Regions from separate parts of the Homo sapiens genome. Here region 2 is linked to region 1. A link is a loop called in an ENCODE intact Hi-C map of the cell type or tissue named here. Cell type or tissue: PC-3. All regions are shown on one strand. Links, peaks and the distances in the headings refer to the core of each region. The heading gives the core; the rest is flanking DNA.

Evidence for each region. Hi-C counts contacts between places; a loop is a spot of excess contacts. Peaks named below come from ENCODE experiments on the same cell type or tissue, not always from the same donor. Only the 100,000 strongest peaks of a DNase experiment are listed, where the experiment ranks them.
Region 2: it touches region 1 in a loop (2.0-fold over the local background); 2 of 110 quality-filtered maps call a loop at or near these places.

Annotation. Positions count from the first base shown.
Region 1 is chr4:73,590,977-73,597,225 of GRCh38, reverse strand. RASSF6 (Ras association domain family member 6) reads left to right here. Exons shown (of 11, transcript NM_177532.5): 4 at 3,633-3,775. Among named protein-coding and RNA genes, the nearest start is that of RASSF6, 26 kb to the left of the region's middle. In PC-3, for the core only: CTCF peaks have their summits at 3,203 and 3,402 (motif pointing left); a DNase peak (open chromatin) is centred at 3,385.
Region 2 is chr4:73,861,371-73,865,744 of GRCh38, reverse strand. No RefSeq gene overlaps it. Among named protein-coding and RNA genes, the nearest start is that of CXCL1, 5.8 kb to the left of the region's middle. In PC-3, for the core only: CTCF peaks have their summits at 954 and 1,157 (motif pointing right); DNase peaks (open chromatin) are centred at 594 and 1,164; H3K4me3 peaks cover 711 bases; H3K27ac peaks cover 1,757 bases.

The DNA of each region.
Region 1 (6,249 bases), core at 2,243-4,742:
AGATGCATAGTTTGCAAAAATATTCTCCCATTCTGTAGATTGTCTGTTTACTCTATTGATAGTTTCTTTTGCTGTACAGAAGCTCTTTAGTTTAATTAGATCCCATTTGCCAATTTTTGGTTTTGTTGCAATTGCTTTTGGCATCTTCATCATGAAATCTTTGCCCATGCCTGTGTCCTGGATGGTATTACCTAGTTATCTTCCAGTGTTTTTGTAGTTTTACATTTTACATTTCGATCATTAGTCCATCCTGAGATAATTTTTGTATATGGTGTAAAGAAGGGATCCAGTTTCAGTTTTCTGCATATGGCCAGCCAGTTATCCGAGCACCATTTATTGACTAGGGAATCCTTTCCCCTCTGCTTGTTTTTGTCATATTTGTTGAAGATCAGATACTTGTAGATATGCAGTCTCATTTCTGGGTTCTCTACTCTGTTCCATCAGTCTGTGTGTCTGTTCTCGTACCAGTATCATGCTGTTTTGGTTACTGTAGCCCAGTAGTATAGTTTGAAGACAGGTAGTGTGATGCCTCCAGCTTTGTTCTTTTGCTTAGGATTGCCTTGGCTATTCAGGCTGTTTTGGATTCATATGAATTTTAAAATAGTTTTTTCTATTTCTGTGAAGAATGTCAACAGTAGTTTAATGGGAATAGCATTGAATCTACAAATTGCTTTGGGCAGTATTGCCATCTTAACAATATTAATTCTTCCTATCCATGATCATGGAATGATTTTCCATTTGTTTGTGTCATCTCTGATTTCTTTGAGCAGTGACTTATAGTTATCTTTGTAAATATCTTTCACTTCCCTTGTTAGCTGTACTCCTAGGTATTTTATTCTTTTTGTGGGAGTTTGTTTGGGATTTGGCTCTTGGCTTGATTGTTGTTGGTGTATAAGAATGCTAGCAACTTTTGCACATCGATTTTGTATCCTGAGACTTTGCTGAAGTTGCTTATCAGCTTAAGAAGCTTTTGGGCTGGAACGATGGGGTTTTCTCAATATAAGATTATGTCATCTGCAAACAGGGATAGTTTGACTTCCTCTCTTGCTATTTGAACGTCCTTTATTTCTTCAAAAGCATTTTTAGGAGTGCCACTGGCAGGCTACTGTACAAAGTGGCCTTATGTTTACTTTTTTTCTTTTTATTTAATTTCAGTGTTTCATTCTCCACACGTCTCTTCACTCAGCCTTGTATTCTGATGGAGCTCACTTTACATATTTACAATATCTTCCTGGCCAAAGGGGACATTAGAATTTTCTACTCCTGATTTAATTTCATGGCACAGCATGGACTTTAGGCGACCATGATTTGGCTTAAATCTACAGTTTGGACAGAAGGAAATTTACAAAGCACTCTGGCCTTTCCTATTGAGCTTAAATGATTTAGTTCAATTGGGTATTTCAGTTACTTTCCCAAATTCAATAATATACTGAATTAAATAACTAATCTCTTTATAAAGAAGTGGGCCTAATTTTAAATTATTTCAACATTGTCCTGTATCTTAAATCTTAATATATACAATTATAAAAATATAAAATTTAGGAAAAGAGTAAAACTAGGAAAATGATTATTTATACTTTAATTCAAAAGTTTCCACAAAATTCATGATGTTAAGTTTGTTTCCTTTAGGTAAATATTTGAGTTTTTGTGTTATGAACATTTAAGTTGAGGCATATTCTTTCCAATTCTGTACATCAGTGCTCCATTTATAATACAAAAGTTATTCAGGTCAGGTGCTGTGGCTCATGCCTATAATCCCAGCACTTTGGGAGGCCGAGGCAGGTGGATCACCTGAGATCAGGAGTTCGAGACCAGCCTGGCCAACATAGCAATACCCTGTCTCCACTAAAAAAGAAATACAAAAATTACCCAGGCATGGTGGTGCATGCCTGTTATCCCAGCTACTCGGAAGGCTGAGACAGGAGAATCACCTGAACCAGGAGGTGGGGATTGCAGTAAGCTGAGATCACACCACTGTACTCCAGCCTGGGTGACAGAGCGAGACTCTGTCACACACACAAACAAAAAAAAGTTATTTAATTTTTTAAAATAGTTTCATGTTTTATATAATTTTTAAAAACTGTATGAGGTGAAGTGTACGGTGAGGCTACCAGACTTTTCAATCTTTACACACTGATCAATAAAGTCATAATTCAGAATTTTTCAAATCTTCTGACACTGTTTAAAAGGGGCAGTCCTTGGATGACAATATGTGGCTTTATTCATCTTTGGTTAATTAATCAATTAATTAAACAAATATTTATTGAATGTCTACCATGTACCAGACACCATTTTAAAAGCTGGAGATATAGCAATGAAGAATTTAACAACCTCAGCAGAGTAGTGGGTTTTGTTTTTCTTTTCAGAGATTCTATAAGTTTTTGATACAAAGGCTTAATTGAGTTCTAGTTAGGCAGAGAAAGAATGCTGTCCACCATTAACTATATAATCTATATCATATACAGTCATTTCAAGGAATAAATTGTGTTTGATTGTTGAAAACAACTGATTGGTAACCTGACCTCTTAGTAATCTGAAATGTAAAGTCAAAAGTGGAAGAAGTGCAAAACTTTGTTTCAGGAGTGATTCCAAAGCAAGTTTATCAGCCAAAGAAATAATAAACAGTAATATAGAGCACCTATTGAATGCCAGGCGCTGTGAATTAGGGGTTATCATAATGTCTGTTTTTCACATGAGAAAGCCCAAGTTTAAAGGTAGCCAGTGACTTGTCCAAGGCCACAACTAGGAAGTGGCAGAGCCAGGGTTTGAGCACAGGTCTGTCTGATTCCAGAGTCTGGAGTTTTCATTATGCTCTCAAATAAGAATTGAGTGTTTAAATGTTGTCTAACAATTGATTCTTCATAATATTAATAATAGTTAATGAATGTTAAAATAGGTATTGGGTGGCTGGCATATGACTTTTGTTAGTTTCTACATTTTCCAAAGTTTCTATAACAGAAAACATTACTTTAACATTGGAAAAGCACTTTCATATATATAATGATTATTTATGCTTTAATTCAAAACTTTCCACAAAATTTATGTTAAATTTGTCTCCTTCTTCTGCTATACTACAGTATTTCTAATTTTAAAGAAATTCTTCAAATGCTATTGTTTTTACAAAAAATATATCTATGTTTTGAATTTTTACAGCGTGTTTTCACACGTGTTATTTTACTTGTTTTGCATAACTTTGTGAGTTAAATTTTTTTCTGTTCAGCAATGAGGAAATAGCTGCTAAATCTTTAAATAGATGTTTTTTTCTAATTTCTAGTTCAGCATAATTTTTAAATCTGCTTTAATTTTAAATTAAACAAAATTAGAGAATTAAAATTCCACTTAATGGAAGAATCAGAGTTCAGAAAGCATTTTGACATACTGTGCCCTCTGGTGGACATGCCATTACCATTATGATTTACTCACTTTGCTGGGTATAGCTGTTTTCAAAAATAAAAGAATGTTTCAAAAATAGAATTGCTTTGTAGATAAATTGGAAAGCCAAACAACAACCCTGGCGTTTCTTTTTAATCTATTTAGGTTTCTTACGCACTTAATTTCTACATCTTCGTTAAAACATTTACCGTCTATAAATAATACAAAAACAATTGGGGGATTATTCATTTCTTCCTTAGACTGAAGATGGCAAACTAATTGTTGAAGGAATGCTGGACATTTTCTGGGGAGTAAAACGACCTATACAGCTAAAAATACAAGATGAGAAGCCATTCTCTTCTTTTACTAGTATGAAGTCATCAGACGTCTTCTCCAGCAAAGGGTAAGCTATCTTTCATGTTTTTAATTCCTCAGAAGATGATCTTCATATCTAGTTTTATTGCGTGCACTCTTAAGGAGGGAAACTTAAGCTTGTGTAAAACTGATTACACACAATCTCATTTAATTTCCCAGCAATGGCCGGGCACGGTGGCTCACACCTGTAATCCCGGCACTTCGGGAGGCCAAGGCAGGTGGATCACCTGAGGTCAGGAGTTCGAGACCAGCCTGGCCAACATGATGAAACCCTGTCTCTACTAAAAATACAAAAATTAGCTGGGCGTGGTGGCAGCCGCCTGTAATCCCAGCTACTCGGGAGGCTGAGGCAGGAGAATCGCTTTAATCCGGGAGGCGGAGTTTGCAGTGAGCCGAGATTGCGCCATTGCACTCCAGCCTGAGCAACAGAGTGAGACTTTGAAAAAAAAAAAAAAAAAATCCCAGCAACTCAATGAAGTTGGTGTTCAGAAACTAGGGCTCTTCAAGATTAACTAATTTGTGCAAGATCCCCAATTACGATGTGGCAGAACTGGACTGGGCCTTACTTCTGTCTGGGGTCCACAGCCTGTGGTCTTGACTCCTCTGCTCTGCTACTTCTCTCCTGGAGACTGCATTCCTTCATTGGAAAAGGCAAAATGTAAAGTCAGAATTTGATTTACCCTGGCCTGGTCTCCAAAATAAGAGGATAAAATCTAAATGTCTTCTTTCCTTGGAACAAAGGGCTCATTGTGCTTTCTACCAAGGAAACTTAATGATGTTCCATCTGATTGTCCCAATCCTGTTCAACAGAGCACCCTGAAATGCACTTGAAGTTAAATAAATGCACAAAACAGTCCCTTGTGTGGGCTTATGCAAGTGTCCCTTGGATATCCAGGTTGGGCTGATTTTTTCCTTACCCCTTTACAAGTTTCAGAAAAATTAATAAATATTCTCAGCAAGAAACATACCTGTATAAAAGTTCCTTTCATCCTTTTTTTCCATCCCTTCTTCCTTTTTAGTCCTTACCTCTCCAGCTCAACCCACTGTGTATATACATTGAGATACCAAGCCTTCTTTTCCCACCATTCATCCTCGCATCCATTGTTAGATGAGCTGGCATTCTATCAGAGGAGGCAATGGAGAAAGAGCTGCCAGGACAATTTGCCCAATGTAATATTTGGCCACAACTAGGGAAAATTAATTATCACCTTGACAGAAGTCTGCTTTTCCTTTGGAAAAAATATTTAAGCCCGACTATGATTTTCACCTTGCCAATATTTCTCAAAAATTATGCTACTGCCATGCTGAATGTTTTGTAATTCCCTACACATTTCATGCAATTTCTAATTTTCCTGACTCTGCCTAGAAGTCTCCCTGCTTCTCCACATCCATTTGCCTGAGTCTCTTCCACCAGTCCTTTAAGACGCAGGTGAGGTAACATGTTCTCCAGAAAGCCATTTCTGACCCCTCAGTCTATACGAGGCTCACTGAAAACTTTTCTATATCACTTGACACACATGCAGTCAATTGTATTTTTGTATACTTATCTCCTTGTCTATAGTGCAAGCTTCTCGGTGGTAGGGAATGTGCTTTATTCATCTTTGTTTTATTTGCTTTATTCATCCCAGTGCCCAACTGTGTGCCTGGCACAAAGAGGAGATTCAAACCATAGTATAGAGCAAAATCCCCAGAAGCCTGTGGTTAAATTACCTCTGCTTTGTTGTCACTACTTAGTCCCTCTATCTATCTCGTCTCCCATCCAAGCTAAGGATTGCCAAGGAGCTTAGGGCTCAGGGCCTAAGGAAGAACGGAAGGGAGGCAGCAGCCTCCAGCAGCCTGAGAGAGCCCCACATTTCTCACTTCAGGTACCTGATGACTGATGGGGCTTATGATTCTAAATGACAAGGAGCATCATTTAAAAGGAAAAATTACTCTTGGGCTCTGCTTTCCGAAAACTGTACAAGATACGGATTTATAAAATTAACTACCATACTTCATATTACCTAAGACCTCATTGCAAAATTCTCTGAGCAGTCACATCTATTTGATGCATTTTAATTTTTTAATTCATGAAAATGTAATAAATATCAAACATTAAAGGAAAATGCCACAGAAATGAAGTAAGGTAATTTTAGTATCACCTTAAACCATCATTATTTTGTATGGCTTTACCAAGATATGTTTTAAGTTTTATTTTATTTTTAATTGACAAATAATAATTCTATAAATTTGTGGGATACATGTTTTTATGCATATGTACATTGCAGAATGAACCAAACAGGCTAATTAACATATCAATCATCTCAAATATTTATCATTTTTTGTGGTGAGAATAGAGAATATAAAAAATTCTCTTATTTAACTCTTTTGAAGTATGCAATATATTATTATTAACCATGATATTTTTTAACTTCTCAAATTTAAAACACTTGTTCCTAGCAATTCTGAATTTTTGGATGAGTTTCAAGAGCCCAGGTGGACAAGGTAATATGCCTCTCCATA
Region 2 (4,374 bases), core at 1-2,500, 270 kb before region 1:
AGATTGAAGAACCATCACAGTCCAGAGGAAATTATGGAGATATGACAATCCACTGCAGTGTGGTACTTTGGTTTGCATTCTGAAACAGAAAGAGGATGTTAACGGAAAAACTGGCAAAACCCAAATAAAATCTGCAGTTCAGTTAAAAGTAATGTGTCAGCGGTGGTTTCTTAGCTTTGACGACTATACCATGATATTGTAAAATGTTCACTTTAAAGGAAAGTGGGTGAAAGATACACAGATACTGTATTGACTTTGCAACTTTTATAAACTTAAAATTATTTCAAAATAATTTTTTTATTTTTTAGTTTCTTTTTTTAAAATAGTTTATTTTTTAAAAAGTTTCTCTTTCTGAATTCATTTAGAATGCCACCAAAATTAAATGGCCATGCGTGTTTCATCTGCTAGCTTTTAGAGAGGAAACTGAATTTTCGTTTAGTGCCTGTTTGTTCAAATATGAAAATCCAAAATATCTACTGCCGAGTTTGGACACTTCATCATGTTTCATAGGATTAAATAGTTTGCCTTCATCATTAATCACGCTGCCCAAATCTCTCATCTAGTTCTGGTAACTGGAGAAAAACACAAGTGTTTCTGCTGTAATCATCTCAGGACCCAACCCAAAACTGACGCAATGAGAGCGCTCAGGGGGAGCAGAGCTCCACAGGAGCTGCCAAGAGAATGAAGCGAATTAAGCATGTCAAGAAGCAGTGGGCATCCGCAGATTAGACAGAACTTGACTCAGGAAAATTTTCATCAAAATCACATTTTGTGTAAATGAATTGGAATGGAAAGAATTTTTTGTTGTTATTTCCTCCTTAATATGCCACTTGTATCAATGAAATCCGCATAAACCAAAATTCAAAATTTATAAGCACAGGAATGCTGTAGCCTGGAAAAATAAACAAATTCATTGTCTTGTTGGAACAAATGTTCCTCCAAGCTAATTTTTTTCAAGAGTTGAATGACGGGATTTTACGCAGTCTTTAAACGTATGCAAGCAACAATTCTTAAAGAAATGGAGGAACCTTTAAAAATGGAAGCTTTGGTAGCTAAATTCCATTTTGCCTGGAATCACTATTGAAACTTTCATAATTAGCAGTCAAATCTGGGAGCTCATGTTTTCTAGACCTGTTTATCTGTCATTGCTGTAGCACTCTGCTGCCTGCAGATGTCACCTGGCAGCTCCCTGCCTCAGCTGCATCAGGTATTTTTCACTCACTAGCCCAAAGTTTCTCTGTTGCTGCCATGTAACATCCCTTTCGCAGGAGAAACCAGAGGCAAAAGATACATGTTTTCCCATTTTTCATGCTTTGGGCAGACATTCTACATCATTTCTCAGAGGATATCCAGTAGGATTGAACCCCAGTTGCCCATGTCCTCTTTTCCTATTTTACTCTTTCCTGTTCTTGAGTCCTCTGTGTTGGGAACATTTCCCCAAATCAATTACATGCATGGCAAGCCCATGACTCAAGCTCTGTATTTTAGGGGAGCCTAAATAGAGGCACTGCTCCATCCTGAGAAGTGACCATGCTCAAGGCAGGCAGGAACCGGCGGGGCAGCTCTCCTCTGCCCCTACTTGCCTTAGGAACTCTTGTCCCTCACACCTGCTGTACCTATTTCTCTATACTCATCTCTTCCAATGTAATGACTCTGGCTCTGAGCAGAGAATAATAAAGATGTGTGAATATGATGTTAGATTTCTGGATCAGTTCACCCCCCAAAGTACAAGGGCATAGTGGGTGCTAGAGTTAGGTTCAGCCTCTCTATTCAGTCTTCCAAAGACTGCTTGTCTGGCACCCCCTTCTCGGAACACCCCCTCGATTACCAGCTCTTAGTCTGTAGATTTCAGGTAAGATAACCCATCTCTCAGTTCCTTCCTGTATGCCACCCCCAGCCCTAACCCTGCTGATTAATTCAGATGTGGACAAGTGACCAAAGCCTGGCTATATTAGAAATAGTTCCTAGAATTTTTGCTGGAACGAATGAAAAGGAGGTTCTGAATTCTCACTGGGATTGCAAAACTGGTAAAATGAGGGCCTGGAATTTTGTAATGCTTGGAGAGAACCTACCTGAGAGCGAATTTGGCCCAGAGAAAAGCAAAGGTAAGACATGAAGGGGACCATCTAAGTATATGTATGGACACCTAGGTCCTCCAGCTGGCTCTGATTTATTTATGAACTTCTCAGTCATGTAGGCCAGCAGATTTTCTTTCTTTTCTTTTTTTTGAGATGGTATAAATTAGATGTCTGTCTCTTGCCAGTGAAATAGTCTTGCCTAATACCACCCATCTTCCACACTTCTGCTACAGACAACTTTCCTACATAGTTGCTCTAGTTACTTTATTGTTAATGCATCTGTCCATTCATCCATTCAAAATTTATCTACCACTCATAATCCAGGAACTAAATTTGGCTCTAAATCGGATTACAAAGAGGGAAAAGAAGACTTTGCTTCAACTGAACTCACATCTACAGAGTGGCACAGAAAGATATGGCATTGTGTGGAGGTCCAAGACACTCAGCTGTGTGCAGAGTTTTGTGGGCACTCACAGGAGGTGAACACCTGACCCTTTTTCTTGGGAGGGTGGGAGCTTCCAGAGAAAACTTTCTGGTAGAGGGTGCTACCTAAGGTGAGTTGGGAAGGGACCCACTTCAGAAGAGGCAGACCAAACAAGCAAAGGAATGGAAACTGGCAACAGTGTAGTGTGACCTGAAAACAAAAATCAGCCGTTTATTTTTTTAACACAGAATTTAACATTTAGATTGATCCAGCAGAAGGATAGGCAGGGCCCAGTCACTGAAGGCTCCTATTTATCAATCAAGGACCATTTCAAATGTCACTTCCATTAAAATCCCATCTTTCCTTCCAAAGGGTTATCTTGGCCTTTGGATACAAATCACATTGTGGGGAGCATTGATTTACATACTCCCATACTGGATTGTGTATTCTGTAAGGAAAGCCATCATATATCTCATTCCTGTTTGCATCCACCAGACTCTAAAATTCTCTCACACCAGTGGTTTTCCTAGGGACCCATCAAAAACTATGAATATCTGGTCCTGAAAGTTCACGGGAAGCTTTGTGCCAGGACTCTGGAAAAAGAAGATGTAAACATGAAGATAAGTTTTCAAACAGGGAGTTAGAAGGAGCTAGAAGAAAAAGTCTCTAAAATGAGTCTGGTTCATGCTAAGCACTCAACAAATGTTTGCTGACATAATGCATGAGTCAATGGTTTCAGGTCACTGTTTTAAAACTAAAATATCCTTAAGTCAGGATATGTGGAAGCTTCCCTTGATGGAGTGTGGAATTTCCTTAGTTTCTTTTGCCTATTTTGACTTTTCAGGACCAGAATAAAAGATGCCAGTGGACATTTAATGAAACCAGATATGACAGTTGGGTCAGAGCCACAGTTTGAATTCTATAGTAAGAGCTAGAAAAGGGGATCCCCTACCTGGGAAAGCCAGAGTAATGAGTCTGAACCAAAGTCCTTAGAAAGCTCTGATGCCCAGGTCTGCCAATACATTTAAAGAGACAGATGGGACCTGCATCCAAAGCCAGAGGGCTTGAGCTCTCCCAGGTGTGGAACAGAAGGGGAACAATGTTAGGAATAAGGCCAGGGAGGTCCTTGTCACAGATGGAGCTGGAATATCTGTGTTTGGTTTATAGGTCATTTGCCTTAGGGCTGATAGAACAATCCAGGTCATTACAGGTTCATGATCTAGGCAGTAAGTGAGTAGATAATAGCTATTCTTCCCACACATTTTAAAATTCATCTGCGTGTAAAAGGCACAGTGATAAGTTTAGTAGAAGAGGAAAAGTTGGATAAAATATGAATTCTAATGTAAAATTCTTTGTTTAGCCTGACTACTTTCTCTTGCAATGCTATATTATTTGTTTTTCTGTTCCTGGCATGATAATCTGATGTTATGATTAGTCTACAGATACTTAAAATCATTCAGGTAACACTGAGAATCATTTGATATATTAGCTTTGCCAGATTTTTTTTTGGAGGGGTGGTTATTGTTTTTATATTTTTTTTTTTTTTTTTTTTTTTGTTTGTTTGTTTGTTTGTTTTGAGACAGAGTTTCACTCTTGTTGCCCAGGCTGGAATGCAATGGCATGATCTCGGCTACTGCAACCTCCGCCTCCCAGGTTCAAGTGATTCTCCTACCTCAGCCTCCCGAGTAGCTAGGATTACAGGCATGTACCACCACACATGGCTAATTTTTTTATATTTTTAGGAGAGACGGGATTTCTCCATAGTGGTCAGGCTGTTCTCGAACTCCCAACCTCAGGTGATCCGCCCGCCGCAGCCTCCCAAAGTTCTGGGATTATAGGCGTGAGCCACCATGCCCGGCTGGTTATTGTTTT